Regions from separate parts of the Homo sapiens genome. Here regions 1, 2, 3 and 4 are each linked to region 5. Evidence: chromatin contacts called from ENCODE Hi-C or POLR2A ChIA-PET data. All regions are on one chromosome and are shown on one strand. Each heading gives the region's core, a stretch centred on a gene start or an enhancer-like site at or near the end of the contact. The rest is flanking DNA. Distances are from core to core; before and after follow the strand shown. Region 1 holds the start of ATP13A2 (ATPase cation transporting 13A2). Region 2 holds the start of SDHB (succinate dehydrogenase complex iron sulfur subunit B). Region 3 holds the start of DNAJC16 (DnaJ heat shock protein family (Hsp40) member C16). Region 4 holds the start of PLEKHM2 (pleckstrin homology and RUN domain containing M2). Region 5 holds the start of FBXO42 (F-box protein 42).

The links. A loop is a pair of places that touch in the nucleus more often than their neighbours do. ChIA-PET counts read pairs that join two places held with the same protein, here RNA polymerase II (POLR2A). Pooled maps may share reads with other maps.
Region 1: a pooled map shows a loop between it and region 5 (4-fold over the local background). The contact joins the promoter of ATP13A2 here to the promoter of FBXO42 in region 5. A Hi-C loop is called at or near these places in 1 of 168 maps with a recorded cell type or tissue (naive thymus-derived CD4-positive, alpha-beta T cell) and 7 of 50 pooled maps. POLR2A ChIA-PET finds 5 or more read pairs at or near these places in 1 of 52 experiments (activated B cell).
Region 2: a loop to region 5 is called in a map of CD8-positive, alpha-beta T cell, with 15 times the contacts of the local background. The contact joins the promoter of SDHB here to the promoter of FBXO42 in region 5. A Hi-C loop is called at or near these places in 4 of 168 maps with a recorded cell type or tissue (CD4-positive, alpha-beta memory T cell, CD8-positive, alpha-beta T cell, naive thymus-derived CD4-positive, alpha-beta T cell and 1 more), 1 of 37 single-sample maps with no recorded cell type and 15 of 50 pooled maps.
Region 3: a map of CD8-positive, alpha-beta T cell shows a loop between it and region 5 (12-fold over the local background). The contact joins the promoter of DNAJC16 here to the promoter of FBXO42 in region 5. A Hi-C loop is called at or near these places in 11 of 168 maps with a recorded cell type or tissue (CD14-positive monocyte, CD4-positive, alpha-beta T cell, CD8-positive, alpha-beta T cell and 6 more), 23 of 37 single-sample maps with no recorded cell type and 30 of 50 pooled maps.
Region 4: a pooled map shows a loop between it and region 5 (3-fold over the local background). The contact joins the promoter of PLEKHM2 here to the promoter of FBXO42 in region 5. A Hi-C loop is called at or near these places in 2 of 37 single-sample maps with no recorded cell type and 8 of 50 pooled maps. POLR2A ChIA-PET finds 5 or more read pairs at or near these places in 2 of 52 experiments (T-cell and activated B cell).

What each region holds. Positions count from the first base shown.
Region 1 is chr1:17,010,525-17,013,224 of GRCh38, reverse strand. It overlaps ATP13A2 (ATPase cation transporting 13A2), which reads left to right and starts at 1,297. Exons shown (of 29, transcript NM_022089.4): 1 at 1,297-1,496. The coding sequence starts at 1,487. RefSeq lists a silencer at 1,133-1,662 and an enhancer at 2,153-2,202.
Region 2 is chr1:17,052,591-17,055,290 of GRCh38, reverse strand. It overlaps SDHB (succinate dehydrogenase complex iron sulfur subunit B), which reads left to right and starts at 1,259. Exons shown (of 8, transcript NM_003000.3): 1 at 1,259-1,343. The coding sequence starts at 1,272. RefSeq lists enhancers at 720-769, 1,320-1,379.
Region 3 is chr1:15,525,547-15,528,246 of GRCh38, reverse strand. DNAJC16 (DnaJ heat shock protein family (Hsp40) member C16) reads right to left here and starts at 1,399. Exons shown (of 15, transcript NM_015291.4): 1 at 1,289-1,399. RefSeq lists silencers at 935-1,034, 959-1,253, 1,375-1,514 and enhancers at 1,625-1,724, 1,240-1,743.
Region 4 is chr1:15,683,065-15,685,764 of GRCh38, reverse strand. It overlaps PLEKHM2 (pleckstrin homology and RUN domain containing M2), which reads right to left and starts at 1,445. Exons shown (of 20, transcript NM_015164.4): 1 at 1,147-1,445. The coding sequence starts at 1,206. RefSeq lists an enhancer at 462-521 and silencers at 752-821, 1,342-1,421, 1,512-1,591.
Region 5 is chr1:16,351,090-16,353,789 of GRCh38, reverse strand. It overlaps FBXO42 (F-box protein 42), which reads left to right and starts at 1,310. Exons shown (of 10, transcript NM_018994.3): 1 at 1,310-1,535. RefSeq lists an enhancer at 1,271-2,045.

The DNA.
Region 1 (2,700 bases), core at 48-2,547, 660 kb before region 5:
GCACCCAGCTGCTCAGGCCAAAACCCTGGGGAGCATCTTGAATTCCACACATTCCTGCACCCCCACATCCTATCCACCAGCAAGTCCTGCCAACGTGTGTTCCTGTACCAAATGTTCACTGGGATCTTGCTATGAATCAGGTGCTGCTTTCCCTCCTGGGGTCTATCCCCTACCCACACCCTCACCACCATCACAGCTGTGTCTCCTTCCAGCCCCTTCCACAATAGGGATCGTTGGAGTTTTCCTTTCCTTGACTAGGGCTACTTCCCAGTAGACAGCAGTCTCCGCAGGGACAGGGGCATCTCTGTTTTGTTCACTCTCACGTTCCTGGCTCCCACAGTGGTGCTGGCACTCCATAAATTCATACTGGACAAATGACCAGTGATCCTGCCCACGTCTATCCTTGGCCCTAACGTGAACCTTCCCTTGTTTGCCCTAGGATCTCACAGATCCACTCTCCCCTTTGGAGCTCCTCTGTCCAGAGGTCCTGGAGACAGGGAACACTATGCCTGTGCCGGTCACTATGGGGTAGCAGGATAAATGCTGCACGCAGGTAAGACATCTCTGGTGCCTTTCAGGGGTCTTCATGAATCCCCCCAGTGCAGGTGTGTCTGCAGGTCACGCTGTGAGGCTTCTCTTTCTCTGGCATTTCAAGGCCTCCAGTGCATCATGGCAGACTCTCCCTGGGTCTCTGTGGGCCCACATCTGACCCTGTGAATCTCTGGGCAGGTGTGTCTTCCTTCTTTGCATTCATCAAGCAGCGCCAGGCACTGTCTCAAGTGCTTGATACGCATTTTCTTTTTTTTTTTTTTTTGAGACAGAGTTTCGCTCTTTTTGCCCATGCTGGAGTGCAATGGCATGATCCCGGCTCACAGCAACCTCCGCCTCCTGGGTTCAAGCGATTCTCCTGGCTTAGTCTCCGAGTAGCTGGGATTACAGGCATGCGCCACCACGCCCAGTTGACAAGCATTTTCTTGTGTGATCCTCGCAGCAGTTCTCTGTGAAGCAGGCATTGCTATCCTACAGGTTGGGAAAAGAGGGCCAGAGAGGATCAGTGACTTGCTCACGGTCGCGCGGCCTGGAAGACATGGAGAGCTGGACCAGCACGCACAGTCCCTAACCACTGGGACGTGCTGGCGGGGGCTACCTCCGTGAGGTGTGTGTCTCCGGTCGCCCCGCCCCCGGTGTGTGCGGAGGAGCAGGCGGGGACTACAAGTCCCGGCAGCCCCGGCGCGGGCGCTGCGAGGGCCGCAGAGGGCCGGGCGGGGCTTGCGGCGCGCACGGAGGGACTGCGGCAGTGTCGGAGCCGCGCCGAGCCTGGTGGCCCAGGTGCCCCGCCCGCGTCAGCCCTGCTCCAGCCCCGCGCTAGCCCAGCGCCCCTCGCCCCGGGCCGTCCGGACCGCGCCCCCGCCCAGGGCCTTGCGCACGCCGGGGCCCAGGCCGAGGGCCGCAGCGCCGGGGCCGGCGATGAGCGCGAGGAGCCGGCATGAGCGCAGGTGAGTGCGGAGTCCGGGTCGGCCCCGAGCCCGGCGCGGTCCCCGGCCCGCCAGTTGTCGTCACCCCTTGGAGGGAGAGGGGAGGCGACGCCCCCCACCGCGGGGTCGCGAGCCCAGGAAGCGGGACCTGGTTGGGGATCCTGGCCCGTCCCCTCCCTTTTGACGGGGACTCGGCCCCGGTTTCTTCCCAGAGACGCCGGGGCTGGGGATGGCGCCGCCGCTCGCAGCCGGTCCCTCCCCTCCCCTGCACCCCTCAGCCGCGGGATTGGAAGCCGGGCGCTTGTGCAAGAGGGTCCTGGGGCCGTGCGGGGACGGGGAGGCCACCCCACGCCCACTTAATCGGATCCCACCCCGAGTGACGGATGTCCAGGTGGGGGAGACGGCTGCATCCTCGGGCCTCTGGGCAACCCCTCTGGGCTGAATGAATGAATGAATGGCGTTGGGGGAGTCGGGACTCCATTTCCTGGGTAGATGTCCTGGGCCACAGCGCCACTCCTGACCTCCTGCCTCAGACCCCAGAGAAAACCCGTCACACCCAGGGCCAAGGGCCACACCCTCCATGCAACCCATCCCTGGCCAGATGTCCTACGCCCACTCCTCCAGGGTCTAATTTAAATCCCACCTGCCGGGAATGGGGCCAGTCCTCCTCCCCTATCCAGAAAGGTCTCATCTCAGTGTCTGTCACTCAGCCCCCAGCCCCACAGCCTAGAGTGCACCCCCCGGCGAGGGAGGGGAAGGAATGAGGAAAGACAGCCCCTAGAATCCAGATCCAAAGATGGGAAGATGGTTCACACACACTCCCGCCTCAGCCTGGCAGAAGACAGGAGCTCCCCGCCGCCGGGAACCACAGCCAGGGAGGAGGCAGCCGCCCTGGGCCGCTGCCAGGTCACCAGCAGGAAGCCAAGGCTTCCGCAGGAAATAAGAGGTCCCAAATGGCTCTAGCCCCTCTGATCCACAGTGCTGGTGACACTGCCCCGAGCTGTGACCTCAGACGAGGTTCAAGTCCAGTCTTGGCCCCTCATAGCTGTGTGACTTTGTGCTTGTCAATCTACTCCTCTGGGCCTCGTTTTAAATGGGAATCCTAATCTGTACTTTTCATGGAATGGCTGTGGGAAAGAATGTGCCCATTCAGACACACTCATTTCCAGCTTCTCCCCTTTCAAGCTCTATGACCCTGGACAAGGGATTCACATGCTGTTCCTCA
Region 2 (2,700 bases), core at 10-2,509, 700 kb before region 5:
TAAGACTGACAAATTCTTAGGGAGGCTAGGTGTGGTGGCTCACGCCTGTAATCCCAGCACTTTGGGAAGTTGGAGCAGGATGATTGCTTGAGCCCAGCCTGGGCAACATAGCCAGACTCCATCTCTACAAATAATTTTTTAAAAAAATTATCCGGGTGGCCGGGCGCGGTGGCTCATGCCTGTAATTCCAGTACTTTGGGAGGCCGAGGTGGGTGGCTCACGAGGTCAGGAGTTCAAGACCAGCCTGGCCAAGATGGTGAAACCCCATCTCTACTAAAAACACAAAAAAATTAGCCGGGCATGATGGCGGACGCCTATAATCCCAGCTACTCGGGAGGCTGAGGCAGGGAATTGCTTGAACCCGGGAGGCGGAGGTTGCAGTCAGCCGAGATCGCGCCACTGCACTCCAGCCTGGGAGACAGAGCGATACTCCATCTCAAAAAAAAGAAAAAAAAAAAAACTACCCGGGTATGGTGGCTCACACGCCTGTAGTCCCAGCTACTCTGGAGGTGGGAGGATCGCTTGAGCCTGGGAAGTCGAGGCTGCAGTGAGCCAAGACTGCACACCGGCCTGGGCAACAGAGTGAGACCCTGTCTGAAAAAAAAAAAAAAAATTGGCCGGGCGCAGTGGCTCATGCCTGTAATTCCAGCACTTTGGGAGGCCAAGGTGGGCGGATCACGAGGTCAGGAGTTCAAGACCAGTCTGGCCAAGATGATGAAACCCCGTCTCTACTAAAAATACAAAAAATTAGCCGGGTGTGATGGTGTGCGCCTGTAATCCCAGCTACTCGGGAGGCTGAGGCAGGAGAATCGCGTGAACCCGGGAGGCGGAGGTTGCAGTGAGCCAAGATCGCGCCATTGCACTCCAGCCCGGGAAACAGTGCGAGACTCCATCTCAAACAAACAAACAAAAATTCCAGGAATAAAGAGGTTGAAATCGGGGCAGGGACCCGGATAGGATGGCTCCGCCCCATCTAAGTCTTAGCCCCACCCCCTGAAAGTCGCCCTGCCTCTCAGACTCCTCCCCTTTCTGAGAAGGTCACGGGGGAAGCCAAATGGGCATGCGCCGCTACTGCGCTATTGCGCACGCTCGCTGTGCTTGCCCCGCCTTCCCTCCGCCCACCCGGGAAACCGGAAGCCGCCTCCCACTTGGTTGCTCGTACGCGGCTAGTGGGTCCTCAGTGGATGTAGGCTGGGCGCCGCGATGTTCGACGGGACACCGGCGGAGAGCGACCTCGGGGTTAAGGGGTGGGGCTGACGTCAGGAGCCAAGATGGCGGCGGTGGTCGCCCTCTCCTTGAGGCGCCGGTTGCCGGCCACAACCCTTGGCGGAGCCTGCCTGCAGGTGAGTCCTGGAGCCTCAGAGAGGGAAAAGTCAGGAAAGCCACAGAGACTGCCTGGAGCTGATGGGGCTGCGGAGAGACTGAGGAAGCATAGGGCAAGGCCTCAGGGAGATGGAGGACCTCCTCCCCCTGGTGCAGTGCTTTGGTTTGGCTTCGAGCATCCCTGTCAAGTTATCTTTCTGCGCCTCGCAGCAGCTTGTGAGTTAGGGCACGGGCAATTTTTTACAGCTAAGGGTGCGGGGGGGGGGGACGTTCAGAAAGGGGACTTGAATTGCTCAAGGTCACATGGCAAGCGAATGACTGCTGGAACCAGAATTTGAATCCAGACATTGGAGTTCCAAGCCCTTTTTCTGCCACCAAACTATCGCCTCTGTAGAAAAGGGAGACCTGCGGGGTGTGAAGGATGGGAATTGGGAAGCGAGGTAATTCCTCAAGGGTGCGAGGTTGAGGACCGGGATGGGTGAGGAAAGGACATGTGAATTGTTGGGGACAGGGCAGGGGAAGGGAGAGATGGAGGGAAATGCACCCAGCCCCCTACCTCGAAGGATCCCGGAGGTGGGTGGTGGGGGTTGCAGGAAAGACTGGGTTCCTTAAAGCAGTGTCACCACAGTTTCACTAGTATCCTCTCAGTGTTTCTGACTCTAAAGGTCATATAATAATACGGACCTCATAGAGTTGACATGGAATGACAGGTAGAGGGCTTGGCGCTGTTCTTGTTTATTACTATGCCGTGTGCAGTAACAGATTTTCCCACGCCCCTTGTATGGCCAAGAAACAACACATTTCTGACCTGCCTTCTAAGTGGGAACATTTAGAAGGGGAAGGGAAATTGCTTTTGTATACATAAGGGACTAAGGATTTGCAAATCCTTTCTAAGTCTGTTCCTCTTCTGGGATTCTCAACAACCCCTTTAAGGTGGGCAAGCAAGAATCCTTACCCTCCTTTTTGGAGCTTTGAAAACTTGAGGCCCCCAGAAAGAAAATTTTTGGCTTGCTCAAAATATCACATTCCCAAGAAGCAGACCTGAGGCAGTTTTTTAACATGGTACCAGAAAAACTCCTTAGCATAGATCTTGGGACATGGTTGGTGTCCAAGAAATTTTAGTTCCTCTTCCTCTCTTGCACTTAAATGAGGACATCTTTCATCTTAAGTGCCTGCTATGGCTGCATAACACAGTACATATTGCCCATGTTCCAATCCTGGTTCTATCCAGCATGCTGTGTGTGAACTTGGATCCACTCTGTCTGCATCAGCCTTTCTGAAAAGGGGAGATAGAGGAAGAAGACAGCCTACCAGAGCCTCAAGCTGACATCCTCTCAGTATTAAATTGATGATTGATAATGAGCTTGTTTACCTGTT
Region 3 (2,700 bases), core at 150-2,649, 830 kb after region 5:
TGGCCAGGCTGGTTTTGAACTCCTGACCTCAGGTGATCCACCCGCCTCGGCCTCCCAAAGTGTTGGGATTACAGGCGTGAGCCATCGCGCCGGCCAATATGGTCATTATTAATGGAAACCTCAGATGAGAAAAAGCGGCAAGAAAAAATTTAGTTTTACATGTGAAGAAGAATTAACGGCAAAGACCAAATAGCAGGCGTGGTCTTTAAAAGTTTCAAGCTCCATCTCTGGTGAGTACAGTGACTTAATTCATTGTGAATTTTGGAAATAATCCTGGCTGGTTAATGAACAGGGTAGTGCTGGAACTGCAGATATTTATACTCCACAATTATGATTGCTGTTATACCCTACAATGTTTTTTTTCAAGGAACACATTTATCTTGATTTCTCACAAGTTAATACAGTTTTAAGGTTCAAGTGTCTTCTGTGACACCTTACTGAAGAAGGGCAAAGCTATAACAGTGGTGGATTTCCGTAAGTGCAAGTTTAATGCCGCCTGGGAGTCCTCACAAAATTGACTAATCTGATGACCAACGTTTAAAATTGCATACGTGCTGAATAAAATCCTAAAACAAACCAGTTTCTTCTTTGTTAAGGCAACCTATTATATCCTAGAAAACACGTGAAGGCAATGTAGCTACTGGTTAAGCATATGGGTTGAAGACTAGGATCTATTCTCCACTACTTTATTACCTTGGGCAAATTATTTAAACTTACTAAGCATCAGCGTCCTTATTCATAAAATGGGAATGAATACTACCACCTTGAAGGATCATCATGTGGGGACTAAATGCATGTAAAGGGTTTACTGAGCCCAGAGTCAACAGTCAACAAATGGTCGTTAGTGCTATTATTTCTACCATGCAGTACGATCGCTGCCTTATTTAACCATGTCAGTTCCTTCCAGCTAGAGGGCCGAAGTGGCGGTGGTCTGGGAAGTTCTTTAGCTGACATGCGAGATAGACGGCGCCGACCTCGGAGCAGCAAACACCTGCCCAACAGGTAGGCTGCCAGCTCTCTGGGCAGCATATCCAGGACCAGGAAGAAGCTCCCAGAGACAAGCTCCAGGTCTAAGCCCCGCCTCGCGCTCCTGCCGGAGGTCGCAACCCTGCAGGAGACAGCCCCCTCCCCCGCCGCCCTCCGAGAGCCCAGGGCCCGGCCCTGTTGGCTCCCGGCTCCCCCCGGGGCCAGCAGTGACTGGAAACGAGAAGGAACTGAGGGGAAATCCCTGAGTCGGCCTGGCCCCGCCGCGTCCGCGGTTCCGCGCGTCACGCCGGGAAGGAGTTACCGGGAAAGTACACCGGCCCAACCGGCTGCAGCTCCGTGCTCCAGTTAGTTCGCCGGGCCGGGAGCTTCCCGTCCACACCAGCGCTCGCCTGGGCCTGGGGAGGGGAAAGAGGAGGGGACAAGCCCGAGGGGAGTCACGTGACGCTTAAAGGTCTATCGCACTGAAGGCGAGGACCGAACAGGTCGAGGGCGTCTACTGGGCGAATCTATTTTGACCCTTGCCACTCGCCGTCTAGGCGTGGACCTGGGGTGGTTGCTATAGAAACGAGGCGCGCTCTTTGGTTGCAGCCAAAAGGCTGATCGTGACCAAAGAGGCCAAAACGTGCCTCCTAGCGAGGCGAAGTCGCTATGCATGATGGGATACCAGAAGGACCTCCTCGATCCAGGAAGGTGTTTCCGCTCCTACCGGGAGATGGCCCTCGTCTAGCAACAGTTGCTAGGATGGGGACGCACTCTCTGGTCCCTATTCTCTTTAACCCTATTCGTAGAACCTTAGAGCGTCAGATTGGAAGTGACCTTAGGGATTCTTTAACTCTCCAACTCCTGCAATATTGATAGGGAGACCGAGGTCCAGAGAGGGGCAGAGATTTGCCCAAGGCCTAGAATCCAGCATTCCTTTTATTTTTGTTTACTTATCTTTTTTTTTTTTGAGAGAATCCAGGACTTTTAATCCCGTTTACCGAAAACCGAGCTCCACCCAAGAATGTACCAGTCTGTGCCTTAAGCACGGGGAAAGGGCGGTGGGGGTGGAGAGAGGGATAAGGCACAGGTAAGTGAAGGAAACTTTCTTTGAGCCAATGAGATAGATCCCTTGCGGATATAAAGAGCTTTCATATCTCCCTGTCTTGTTTTTATTTTTTTCTCTTTGCATTTATCACTATCTAACATAGTATGTCTTATTTATTGATATAGTTTATCACCTGATCCTTCCACTGGAATGTAAACTCTAAAAGCAGGGATTTTGTTTTGTTCACCTTCATGTTCTTAGTGTTTGACTACAGGCTCAATAAATATTCGTAGAAGTGAACGAATGGGGCTGAGGTTTTGGTGCTCAAGAGATTATATTCTAAGGTGGATTCTTAAGAGTGTGGCTTACAGAGTCAGGTTCGGGTTTCAATCCTGCCTGCCTCGGCCACTTAGTACCCAAGTGACCTTAAACATTCGTTTCCCTGAACCCTAGGGTCTACATCTGTAAAACCGGCGGGGGGTGGGAATACTTTCCTGGCAGGATTGTAGTTAAGGATAAGTGAAATAAGCATGAAAAGTGGCTAGCACGATGCCTGGGACTTAGCAAATGCTCAGTAAACAGAAACGATTATTTTTGAAATGTGAAAATGAACCGTTCAGAACGATGGGAGTTTACAGGACTAGATTTCTGCCGTTTTTTTTTTTTTCTGTGTGGGAGGTGTTAGG
Region 4 (2,700 bases), core at 196-2,695, 670 kb after region 5:
TTTCTTTTTAAGTCACATTTATCTTTATGAAAGGTAAAATAGCTTGCCTGTGTTGCTTTTGAGGAATCTCAGTGGGAAAACAGACAATTATTTAAATATGATGGTTGATCTAATTAATTCTATCCATTTTGCTTCTTCAAGTAAAATAAGCTGCTGAGTCCCTCACCCAAGCCATTTTCTTTCTCTTTTTTCTTTCTTTCTTTCTTTTTTTTTTTTTTTTTTTCAGTTTCTGAGACTATCTGGTGAGCCAGGAATTCAAATTACACAAACACACACACAGAGAGGGAGAGAGAGAGAAAAATCCATTCTGATTTGGCCATTTAGGTTTTCAGTGAATATGGATTCTTTTAAATTTATTATTATTATTTTTATATCCAGCCCAAAAACGTCAGAATATGGATTCTACCTTCTAGCACGGACCCTTTTGCGGATATGCCAACTTCATCACAAATACATGCCCTTGACAGGTATGTACTCATTTCTACCTGGAATTGGGACAGTGATGTTTACTGCGGCAAGCCCCACAGCAAGGTGTCTGTGGTGTCACCCGGTTCCCCGGATCAGCATCCAAAATGCAATCCCCATGTACTTCAGGTTCTTATAATCAAAGCCCCTAGTGAACCTCTTCAAAGCTACCATCCTTGAGCAAGATTATTCAGGGGACTTCCCAGGAGCAGAGGCAATGTCGCCGGGACCCAGGCCATGGGAAAGTGAAGTTGCTTATCACTGGCCTCCACCCTGACTGCCAGACCCTGGGCGACGCCAGCCTGGCGGGGGGACCCGGGGATGCAGCGGATTCCACAGGAGGCTGCATGGGGTTCCTTCAGGAGCTCCCGGGGGCGCCGCTGCCCCAGTGGGGGACCGGAGGGTCGCTGACCCCTCTCCGGGAGGGCAGGGCCCCGGGCCAGGTTTGGGGAAGCTCCGAGGATGCTGACCTCAACTTTGTTCTTTAAAAATAGCTCCGAGGCCGCGGCGCTCACGTGAGCGGCGCCGCTTCCCCTCTACCGGCCCGGGGCTCCCGGCCGCTCGTCGCCCCCCGGGTCGCGGAGGGGAAGGGCGGGGGGCCCCGGCCCGGGAGAGCGCCGCCGGAGGGCGTGGGGGGCGCGGCGAGGAAGGGGCCCCGGCCGGGAGGGAGGCCGCGCTCACCTTCTTCACCGACAGCGAGATGTTCTCCAGGATCCGGTCCTTCACCTCCCCCGGCTCCATGGCGCTGCCACCGTCGCCGCCACCGCCACCGCCACCGCCGCCGCCGCCCCGCCGCCGCTTCCCGCGCCGGGGGCCGGGGGCCGCCGCCAACCGCTGCCGCCGGCCGTACGGGGGCTCCGTCGTGCCGGCCGCGGGGCCCGGCGCCCGCCGCCCGGCCCTCGCCTCGCCTGGGCCCTCGCTCCACCGCGGCCCGGAGGCTCCGGAGCGCGGCCGGCGGGGAAGGAGGCCGCGGGCTGTGCGCCGCGGCGGCGGCGGCGGCAGGAACTGATGTCAGGCGGGGCGGCGCCAGGGCCCGCCTGCGCCTGGGGACTCCGGGGACCCGGAGACCCGCACAGACCCTTGGCCGCGGCCCTCCCCAGAGACCCCGAGACCCGCCCCCAGCCCTCCTCAAGTCACAGACTCTCCCCGGCACCCCAGAGACACCCTCAGACCCCAGGGACGCCAGAGACCTCGACCCCGCCTGCCGGGGACCTCGGGGCTCCTCAGAGACCCTCCCCAAGCCCTCCTCAGCCCACAGATTCCTTCAGGGACCCCAGAGACACCCTCAGACCCCAGGGACTCCGGACACCCCGACCCCGCCTGCCAGAGACCCCCACAGACCCTGGGACCCCGGCCCTCCTCGGAGACCCTCCCCCAGGCCTCGTCAGCCCACAGATTCCCTCAGGGACCCCAGAGACACCCTCAGACCCCAGGAACTCCGGAGACCCCGACCCCGCCTGCCCGGGACACCGGCCCTCCTCAGAGACCCTGGAGACCCTCCCCCTCAGCCCTCAGGCCATAGACTCCCCCCTGGGACCTCAGAGACACCCTCAGACTCCAGGGACTCCGGAGACCCCAACCCCACCTGCTGGGGACCCCCACAGACCCTGGGCCCCCAGCCCTCCTCAGAGACCCCCAAAGACCCCGAGGCACTGGCCCTCCCCAGAGACCCTGAGACCCTCCCCACAGCCCTCCTCAGCCCACAGGATCCCCCCACAAAACCCCAGAGACTCCCACAGGCCCCAAGGACTCTGGAGACTCCGACCCCACAGGCCAGAGACCCCCACAGACCCTGAGACCCCGGCCCTCCTCAGAGACTCGAGACACCCACAGACCCTGGGCCCCCTCCCGCCGGCCCTCTTTAGTCCACAGACCCCTCCTTGGAGACCCCAGTGCACCCCACTAACTCTGGCCAGGGACCCCAAGACCCTCTTAGCCTGCAAGCCCCACTTATCTTCCTCCCCTTCCTTAGCCCAGCCACCCCCTCAATGTGCAGACCCAGGCCCCCTGGCTTTCGCAGCCTGGAGGACCCAGCACCCCCACCGGGTCAGCCTAGACTCCAGTCCCCAGCCCTAGACCCTCCCTGGGCCCCCTGGCCCTCCACAGCCTCCCCTCCTCAGTGCCTCACCCTCAAGGCCCAGTCCTACATTTGAGGTCCCTGGTGTTCCTCCCCACCCCCAAAACACACCCTCCTCACCTTCAGCCCCAATGCCCCATTCCCACTCCTTATCCTTA
Region 5 (2,700 bases), core at 61-2,560:
GATTACTTGAGCTCAGGAGTTTGAGATGAGAGTGGACAACATGGCGAAACCCTGTGTCTACAAAAAAAATGGAAAAATTAGCCAGGCATGGTGGTGCCCGCCTGTAGTCCCAGTTACTCAGGAGGCTAAGGTAGGAGGATAGCTTGAGCCTGAAAGACAGAGGTTGCAGCGAACCAAGAACTCATCACTGGACTCCAGCCTGGGCAACAGAGTTAGACCCTGTCTCAAAAAAAAAAAAGTTATTATCAATAGAAATGAATGTCTGGGTTATGATAAGGGATTGTGGACACCAAAGTTTTATCACGCACGTGAAGCCTCCAAGTGGCAGGTGGGCTCCAGAGAGAACAGATTGTAAATGTTTCTTACCAGTCTTAAGGTCTGTTGTGTTGATGTCAATGCTGAAGGATGTAATGAGGCATGTCTCATGTCCTGCTTCCCGTCATGGCCTGAACCAGTCTCTCAGGTTGGTTACATTTTAGACTGCCCTGGCCTAGGAGGAAGTCCGTTCAGATGGTTTGGTGTTGGGGGGGGGGTGGGGGCTTAGTTTTTTGTTTTGTTTTGTTTTGTTTTTTTGGCTTACAGAGTTTAGACTGAAGCCTTTGACTCTGTATCTGGCATTTCCTTAGACCACATGCTGTAGGGCTGGGCTCATGAAGGTTCTCACCTACACACCAGGTTGCTCCCTTGAGAAGGGGGACTTTGCTGGATCCTATAACCTAGCTAGTAGGAAGTAAAGGAGCTTGGGAACCAGACAAGCCTGAGTTTAAATCCTCTTTCCCGCGCCGCCCCACCTCCACTGATAGGTGTGTGACTCCGGGCAAATAAGTGATCGTTTTCTGTGCCTCAGTTTCCTCATCTGAAAAGTGGAGCTAGTAAGAACTCACAGTGGTTGCTACGAGGCTACGGTTAAGGGAAGACTTCTCCTGCACACCTCAAGCACAGTTTCCCTCCCCTTGGCGATATCCAAGAGCACTCACATCCGCCACAGCCCTCTCTGCTCATCGGGCCCTCGGGGTAGAAGTGAGTTAATTCCTGGCTAAATGTTAGTCTCAAACCACCGGGAAAACCACCCAGTTGCCCCAGACAGTGCAGCGGAGGGTGGGTGCGGCTATCAGGTCGACGCTAGAGACGCGGCGAAGGCGGGTGCGGAGGCCTAGCTCCCCCGAGCGCATTCCACCCTCCACAGAACCTCGGCCTGTGACCACGGCCTTTCTCAACACTGCGCCGCCCCCTGGCCGCCCCTCGCCATCCCGCCGCGCTGACGTGAGTGCGCGCGCGTCCGCCGCGCCCGCCCCGGCGCATGCGCGCTCTGCGCTGTCTTCTCCCGGCCTGAGCAGCAGCAGCTGCGGCGGCGGCGGCGTTTGAGTGGAGGAAGATGGCGGCTCCGGGCGGCTCGGGGTCCCGCCAGCTGTGAGGAGCCCCGAGCACGGCTGTCGCGGCCTGAGGCAGAGCGCCTCTGCTCTGGCCCTGTCCCTGGCTCCCTCATTACCGTCGCCAGCGGAGCGAACCCGAGAGCGTGGAGCGGGCTGGGCCAGGTGAGGCCTCTCCTCCTCCCCGGGCCGCAGAGGGGAGCCGGCGCCTTCTGCCCTTTATGCCCGGGACTGGCAAGGGGCAGCGGGCGCCCGGGGTCTGACGCAGGCCCCGTATCCCACGCGGGGGTCGGTCCTGGTTGGGCAGGGTGACTTGCTATCGCCGTCCTCGAGTGAGGCGAGGAGGAGGACAGCTCCTTTCCAGCCAGCCCTTGGGTTGGGAGCGAACCCACCCCCTCTCCTCAGCAGGGTGGTTCTCGTCCCCTCACCCGGGCAGTGAAGGGGTGTGTGGCCCGGGCAAGGATGGCTTTAGGGTGTCAGGTAATCTTTCATCGCTCCTCCGAACATTTCACTCCTTTGCGAGAGAGGAGTCGGGGGTCGGGTGCCCATCAAAATTGGGGCTGCGGCTGGGGGCTAGCATCTCTGAACCTGCAGCTGCAAAGGGATAATTTTGGAATTGGTTTACGTTAAATAAAACACAAAAGGCCTTTCCTATCCCCTAGCTTGTTGAGTGTTCCCTTAGAGAAATGGGAACTGCGGATCTCCTTGCTTGAGACAGCAATCCATGCTGTGACTGTGGAAGGCTTCTCTTGGCGAGAATTGTGTGTGCAAAGGGAACGGTGGAGGGTGGGAACGAATTTGTAAGCGAAGAGAAAACGATTGTGAGATCTTGATGGTCGCTGCAGAGTAACTTCAGCGCTGAGTTCGTTTGAAACCTTCGGTTTGTTAAGATTCAGAATAACCAATTGCTTTGTCTGTTAAATCTCCCGATTTCTGTTAGGAAAATAAAAGCCTCATTTCTTAATTGCCAGAGTCTGGATTTTTCTGTGGTGGGATTCTGATCGATCTAGATGAAGATTCTGACACATTACCAGTTTTACTTGCTGGCAGTTGCTGGCCCCGACGTTGAAACTATGTTGTTCCTTTTTGAGAACAACTTTTATTGCTGTTTAAATGCTAATTGGGAGACTTCGATTGTGTTTCTGTCATGTAGGGAAGTCGGTTTGAAGCCTTGTGGTCTCTTTCTTGAGGAATGATGGCTTCACTGAACTTGTGCTATGCAGAATTGTTGAGGCGATTGCTTTTGCTTGGACACACCAAAATATCTTTTGTAACAAATTGGCTTTACTTCTGCTTAAGAATGATGACATCATGGATTTAAAGAGGCAAG